Regions from separate parts of the Homo sapiens genome. Here region 2 is linked to region 1. The links are chromatin contacts, found by Hi-C or POLR2A ChIA-PET in ENCODE. All regions are on one chromosome and are shown on one strand. The core of a region is the stretch at or near the end of the contact, and the rest is flanking DNA. Distances in the headings are between cores, read along the strand shown. Region 1 holds the start of CAST (calpastatin). Region 2 holds the start of PCSK1 (proprotein convertase subtilisin/kexin type 1).

Region 1 (2,775 bases), core at 1-2,500:
CCTTCTGGCCGGCTGTAGTGGCTCACGCCTGTAATCCTAGCACTTTGGGAGGCAGCACTGGGCAGATCACTTGAGGTCAGGTGTTGTTCGAGACCAGTCTGACCAACGTGGTGAAACCCCGTCTCTACCATTAAAAAAAAAAAAAAAAAAAAAAAGCTGGGTGTGACAACGCGCCTGTAGTCCCAAGTACTTAGGAGACTGAGGCAGGAGAATCGCTTGAACCTGGGAGGCGGAGATTGCAGCGAGCAGAGATCGCGCCACTGCACTCCAGACAGAGCGAAACTGCCTCTCCAGAAAAAAAAAAAAAAAAAAAAAAAAGGCTCTGCCTTCTCTCTCTTCAACTGTCTAAACCCCAACGCTGCAGAAAGCGGTGACCCCAAGTCCCAGAATGATGATGCTACTGCAGGGTAACAAACAGGTTTTCTGTCAGGCCTGATTGTGAACCAGCAGCAACTGCAGGCTGACAGTTTCTCACATAAGCACGTAGGGCTTGTTAAATTTCACTTCCAGCCCCAAACCAGGAAGCGCTGTTTAAGATGAGCCCAAGAAGAAAGCAATCTAGCTTCAGAAACAAAACTCGCCAGACTCTAGAAAGACTATAAGGGTTTAAATTTGGGACTGTTCTCCGTTTTGCATTGGAACCTATGTTCTCCTCCCCATAAAAGTTTATTAAAATTCGAAACTGCCAAAAAACAAAGTAAAATCATATAAAACATACACAGGCGCGTGCACGCACGCACACACACACAGACCAATTTGTTTTTGTGATCCGCTTCCTTATCTAGACTGTCCAGGCTTGGGCCAGATTTGAGTTGGTAAACTCTCGCAGCTAAAGCGGAGCAGAATGTAGAAAGAGTATCTACTTCTCCGGATTGTTGGGAGGAGGGTCGAAGCGTAGACTGGCCACGCCCGGGTCCCGCTCTCTCGTTGCACAACTGCAAGCTAGATCTGGGCATCGAAGGAGGAACGCTGCAACCTCCAACCCCTTCTTTCTGACCAACCGGGACCAGAGCAGTGCTGGGGCCGGGGCGGGTCACCGGGTGAGGACCGGGGCGGAGGGTGTTAAGTTACAGGGCAGGAGCCCGGGTCCCTCCGCGGGCAGGAAGGGGAGGGCCCATCGGGGCTAGGGGAACCCCGGCGCAGACCTGGGGTGGGGTCGGAAAAGCTGTTTCATCGCCCGCTCCCGGGCCCTCCGCTCCCTCCCTCCCTCCCTCTCTCCCTGGCAGGACTCCCCGCCAGGCCTCCCCGCCACTCTCCGCGGCGCATTCCGGGAGGCAGCGGCCGCAGCGGCCTCGCCATGTCCCAGCCCGGCCAGAAGCCCGCCGCCTCCCCGCGGCCCCGGCGAGCAGCCGCCGCCCGCCGCACCCATGAGGTGAGTGGCGCTCCTGTCGGCGTCGCGGGGCTGGGCGATGGGGTACCGGGTCCCGGAGCTGTGGCCGCCCTCCCTGGGCGTTGCCAGGCTGGCGGGTCTGCAGTCCCCGGCGCCCCCGCGGGGCAGGGAGAGGGCTAGGGGCTTGGCCGCTGCCAGGCAGGTGGCTGCAGGTGGCTTCGGTTCCCCGGCCGGGTCCAGTGCGCTGGGCGTGGCGTTGGCCGGGTAGAGTGGAGGGGGGGACGCGTCAAGAAAAGTTGGCTGGTAAGACGTGGGTGAATGAGGATGAGGATGAACGGGGAATGAGGTTCACTCAGGACCCCCGAGTGAGTGGGGTGGTTTCACTGGACAGCGGGATGTAGTCTTCCGCGCTAAGGCCGGGCCGCAGGGCGTGGCTGCCTGGAGACGCAGAGCCTCTTCCCTAACCAGCCTCGAGCCAAATTGGGCGGGCGAGGAGGGGCGGGGCCTGCGCCGGGCCCCACCCCCAGGGTTCTGCCCACCTGGCAGCCGCCTTGGGATGTGCGGAGCTCAGTGCCAGCCCGGTCCCGGCCAAGCGGAGTGTGAGCCCGGCGCCTCCAACGCAACACCCCGCGCCCTCGCCGGCTCCCCCGCCGTGCGGATCGGAGCCAGCCGGTTGTTGCCATGGCATTCGCCAGCTGGTGGTACAAGACGGTAAATAGGAGCGGTTGTGCCTGGGCAGGACCCGGAAGGGAGTGTGTTGGAAGGGAGTGTGTTTGCTTTGCCCTTCTGGGCGTGCGGATGAAGCGTTGTCCGGGGTTTGGCGGGGAAGGGGTGCGGACCGGGTGCGACCTCCTCGCAGACCTTCAGGTTAGGCTCGGGGAGAGGCAGGGGACTCACCCTCTTGTGGTATGTATGAGCGCGCCCGAGCGTGCGCGGCGCATGCACCTCTCTCGCCCCGATGTCAAGCACTATGCTCTGCTGGCGCTCACAAGTGGGATGGAACTGGAATTGTTGCTGGAGGAATTCTGTCTAGGAGGTGGATTCCTGAATGCACTAGGACGCAGCTCGCAAGAGCTTTGATCTAGAGTTCTTTTTTAACCCCTAAGTAAAGTTCAAAACTTTTAGAGGGCGATTGTTGGACGTACATTCGCCGACGCAAAGGAGAGGCAGCTGCAATGTGAGGCAAGGAGAAAATCCCAAACATCAAGGGGCAGAAGCAACTGAGATCTGAGACCAAGACCCTTGGAGAGAGCGGTGGAGGGGTGGAGGAAAGAAAGCGAGAAAGTGAGAGAGGGAGGGAGAGAGAGACAGCGCGCACAAAAGCGAGCTTCTCTGCACTTTATTACTTTGGATGAGGGACAAGAACATTCCATTTGTTTGGTGCATTGAATGTTTGTCCTGCCAATTAGGTGTAATATCCAGTCAAGCTGGCACTTCTAGTGTTT
Region 2 (4,454 bases), core at 531-3,030, 230 kb before region 1:
AGTTGCAATCATTTATCTCTAAGCTAGTCTCCTCTAGATTCTTGATTACTTGAGAGCGTTTCTTTCCCTCCTCTTATTCCTCAGCCCCTAACACGGAGCCTGGCACGAGGGCAAGGGCTGGCCAAAAGCAAAAGACTCATCTGCTGCTGGGACACCAGGAAGCCAATCTGCATTGATTTTCCTTTCGGGCATTTCAAAGACAATTTGGTTTATAAAGTTGAGAATGAAGCCTCTAGCAAGAGCAGGCGAATTCCCCAGAGGGTTCGGTCTACAGAATCGCCAACGCCCCCGCCGATTACTCATCCGTGACTCCAGCGGCGTCTCAACCACCACCTCCAGAAAAAACGCGCCAAAATGTTTTACAACTGCCTCCTCCCACGCTTCAATGCAGACCAACTTCCCAAGCAGGGGGCGAGGGCTTGATTCCGAGCCAAGGAAAGGAAAGCTCTAGACTAGAAGTCACACTCCCTAGGGTCCCCTCGGAATCGCTCAGCTATAAGCAGTCTCCCACTTAATGTCTTGACGCCCACCCACCTCCAACCAGCTACCTATCGACCAAGCCTTCACTTGGACAGGCAACAATAAGCTGAAATTCCCGGGAAAACGATTACGTACTTGGCTGAAGAACAAGAAAGAAATAGATCCCTTCCCCATAGTCAGTTCGGCATCTCGACCCTGCAGTGGGACTGGCCGGGCAAAGTTATGAAGCTTGGACTTTATAAGTTCCCAGTGAAAAGCCGGAGCTCCCTAGAGAGTCGCGGGGATAGATGGTCCCGTGTCTTTCACCCACCATTTCTCCCCCCAGCTTCCCAGGCTACTCCGCGGCCTCCCAACCTCCTGGTCGCGAGTCCCAGCAGCTGGCACTCTTCCAATGCCCTGGGCGTGCCCTTACAGGCTGCCAGGGCGGACAGCCCCAAGCCTGCTTAGCCCCTTGCATCAGGACTTGGATCTGATGCTGCCATATTGAAAAGAAGGCAACAGCCGGCTCCTGACGCAGACCGCCTCAGTCCCGGGGGATGGAGCGCACTGCTTCTCCCGGGGGCGCTTGGTTGGTAAGAGCTTGAGTGTATCTCAAGTTCCCTGAACAAGCGTGGAGGGATTTTTCTTCCAAACCGCGCGGGAACGGATTTCAATTCTAGAGCGGCCAACAGTAAGCATAAGCCCTACCCAGCTGCAGCGGCTTCCTTCTGCTTGGCTGCGCCCAGCCTAAACAGTAAATAATGCAAGCTTTCTCTCTCTCCAAGCGCGACAGGGGCGAGGGCTGGAGCAGCTCCTTGCTCTTTGCTACTCTGGGCTCTGGAGAGTGCAACCTGGGGCTCCCACTTGGAAGACCGCGCTCCAGTCCCGCCAGTCCCCTGGGGCCCCAGAAAGTTTCTTGAAAGTGGAAACTCTTACCTGACCCAAAAGGTCATAGCCCAGCTCCTCGGCGATGGCCGAGGCTGCTTCCGGGCCCCCGGGGATCTCCGCTGCCCATTCATTGACAAATTGCCTTTTCGCTTTTGCACTGTTCAGTGCACACCAAGCGCAAAAGAGGACGAAAGCAGTGCACTGCAGACTCCAGGCTCTTCGCTCCATAGCTCACACACTCGCTTGAACAAGAGTGGGAAGGGAAGAGGAAAAAGAAGCAAGATAGGAGAAAAGCCAGACAGACTCCCCCTTCCCACCCTCGGGCTCTAGACCACTCCTGGCTCCTGGTTGCTCTGCGAAGAGCTAGGAGGCGCGAGAGGAGAGGCTGGGCGGCGGCGAGCGCTCAGTGAAGCGCTTCGGTCTCCAGGCTGAGTGGAGCCCCAGCCCTTCCCAGCCAGAATGGAAATGAGTGTTTACACGTCAAATCGACGAAAGCCATCTCTTGACGTCAGATCTACCTGGACTAAGATCCGAATGGTATTCCCGGCGGGGCGGAGAAGCGGCTAAAATAAGCAGCCAGGGATTAGGAAAAGGAAGGAACTGTTTGCTGGGATCAGTTAAGTCTGCTCCTTGTCTGCCCATAAATTCTGTACCGTGAGAAACATTTTCACTTTTCAAAGAGAAGTGCCCCACTTGAACATAACTACCAAGAATCAAAGGCTGGGAGTGCTTTCCCTCCCTTCCATCCATTTTCTCTGTATTTACTTTATTATCTCATGTGTGTGGCGGGGAGGGGGGGAGGCTATAGGATTCTTATAATGGCCCTTTGGGCATCAGCACCTGCTATGAAGAACAAGGCTCTTAGGTCTTTCAAAGAGAGAGGCTAGGAGAGTAAGGAGAAGAAGGGAAGCTACTACTGTCCCAATTCTGTTCTAAATTGTCTGAGAAAATTAGCATGTCTATGTTAAAGCAATACTATTAAAAATGAATTTTTAACCATTCAAGCCACCTTAGTTTACAAGTTTACTTCCCTCCTCCCCTTTGTTTCTCAACCTCAGTAAAACAATATCAGTAGTTATACTCCGATATTGCAAAGCCAGCGCCACCACCACCTTTTAGGGTGTTTATCAGTAAAATGATTAATCATGTGATTTTAAAAAAACATATTTTTAAGAATTCGTCAACAAGGGGATCTAGGATCCCAAAAGCTGTTGTGTTGATTCAGGGAGGGAAAGAGCAGTTTTTATTTACCTCGACTTTCCATTGTGCCTCAGTAGAGCTCTTCACTTTGGTGCTGAGCTGGAGCTGTGCCATTACTTTCCCATAAAATGCACAATGCCTCTTTGTGGAAAAATGGTTTCCTGTGGGAGGAGAGCAAGGAAACATCTAAATGAATTCTCCACCCCTCACCCTAGGGAAGTGAGTTCAGTCTCCCATGGTGGAGCCTATTCGAACCCTGAGGGATTGAACCTGGCGGGAGATACCAGTGCCTAGTATTCAGCACCGAGGTCTGGACAGCGACACACGCAGGACTGCCGCAGGAGCTGCTCTCTCTTCTGAGCACCAAAGACCTCCACCCTTCTGCAGCTGGCCAGCACCAAGCTGTTTTCCTTTTGATATGTGCATTTCCCTCTTTTGAACAGCAAAATAGGAAATTGGCCGCAGGGGGGAGTGTGGTTAGGTTCATGATCGTGACAACTTGTGTCCAGCTCTTGGGAACGTGTTGGACTCAGGCCAAAAGTAAAATCGCCGGGAGGTGGAATTGAGAGAGTATGCTGCACCTGGGAAGTTTGTTTTTTTTTTTGTTGTTGTTGTTGTTGTTTTTTAAAGCTCAACCGCCCGAGGGCGCGATCTATGCTGTAGAAATAGAAGAAAGGGGAGAAGGTTGGAAAGAAAGCATATAAACAAGTGGAGAAAGGAAGCAAGAGATGTTCCTTACAAGAAGCAAATGAGACAAGACTTGGTGGAGGATCAGGCTCTGTAGTGCTAATTTTTCATTTGCCTCCACGTTTGCAGAAATGTGCACTACATAATTTCTTTAAACATAAAGCATCTTTACAAAATCAAATGCCAATGTTAATAAGCCATGTGACATGGTTAAGTGTTTTACAATAATGTAACTCACATGAGATGAAATGGAATGGGCTCCGATTGATAGCTTTGTTGTCTGTTCTGTAAATCCACATGTGTGAATGTTGATGGCTGGGTAAGCTGTCTTCTTTTCCCTTCACACCTCGGCCTGAGTTGTGGCCTCAAGCTCTCAAGGGTGTTTCATTCTCACAGCAGACAGACACTAACTGTGCACTAGCAAGGCAAGAGAAGCCCAGGGCAAATGTTTTATAACGGTAGATGTGTCAGAGGAGGAACATATTTGTCCCTTTCTTATTATTGTTCAAGTAAATCAGTTTGGCAGAGTGTTGGCAATAGGGTCCGTGTCTCTCTCATTAATGAGGCATTTGTCTTAAATGGAGCACCATAGAAGCCTGGAATAAACATTTGGTTTATATACCTAACAGGGCCAAGTAAACTCTCACAAAAAGAAGATAATATCCTCATCCACACAATACAGATATCAGTAAGTTAATCTGCTATTGTCTGATTTTTATCCTATGAACCTCTTTGCCAGAACTTCTGGCATGCAGAAGAAATAAATTTCTGCCAAGACTAGAGGTGCAAGTAGATTTAGAATCCATTTTAACTTTTTGTTTCAAGGGCTAGTCCTACCCTGATTTGTAGATCATGGTAGTGACCTCCAGGCCCATCAGTGTTATATTTCGTATTATAAATTGGAAGAGCCAATTATCACCCTTAAGTTGGTTTTAATAGCATTTGATTCATGTGATTAATTTATATAGAAAACCGGATACTCCAGAAATTAAGAGGACGTGTTTCCATTATAAGTTATCAAGTGATTGCCATGCCTTTCATGATGCTCACAACTGCCCAGTGATACAGCTAAGCATTCATTAAGGTTTCTTGGAGAGTAAAAGAAGCTATTAAGAGCAGGAAGTAAGAATATGCTCAAAGGAGATCTATAGATCACCATATCTCTTTAGTCTTAGGAAACAAATGTTTTAAACATTTTGTTACTACGAAATAAAACATAT

Evidence for each region. Hi-C counts contacts between places; a loop is a spot of excess contacts on that map. ChIA-PET counts read pairs that join two places held with the same protein, here RNA polymerase II (POLR2A). Pooled maps may share reads with other maps.
Region 2: a map with no recorded cell type shows a loop between it and region 1 (2.4-fold over the local background). The contact joins the promoter of PCSK1 here to the promoter of CAST in region 1. A Hi-C loop is called at or near these places in 6 of 37 single-sample maps with no recorded cell type and 5 of 50 pooled maps. POLR2A ChIA-PET finds 5 or more read pairs at or near these places in 2 of 52 experiments (both WTC11).

Annotation. Positions count from the first base shown.
Region 1 is chr5:96,661,126-96,663,900 of GRCh38, forward strand. CAST (calpastatin) reads left to right here and starts at 1,251. Exons shown (of 32, transcript NM_001750.7): 1 at 1,251-1,372. The coding sequence starts at 1,298. RefSeq lists an enhancer at 904-1,405 and silencers at 968-1,557, 1,748-2,027.
Region 2 is chr5:96,431,468-96,435,921 of GRCh38, forward strand. PCSK1 (proprotein convertase subtilisin/kexin type 1) reads right to left here and starts at 1,781. Exons shown (of 14, transcript NM_000439.5): 1 at 1,396-1,781. The coding sequence starts at 1,575. All of the region lies in intron 4 of LOC101929710 (a long non-coding RNA gene), which reads left to right. It also overlaps a transcript of CAST not described here and the pseudogene LOC102724070. RefSeq lists silencers at 2,658-2,952, 2,814-2,933.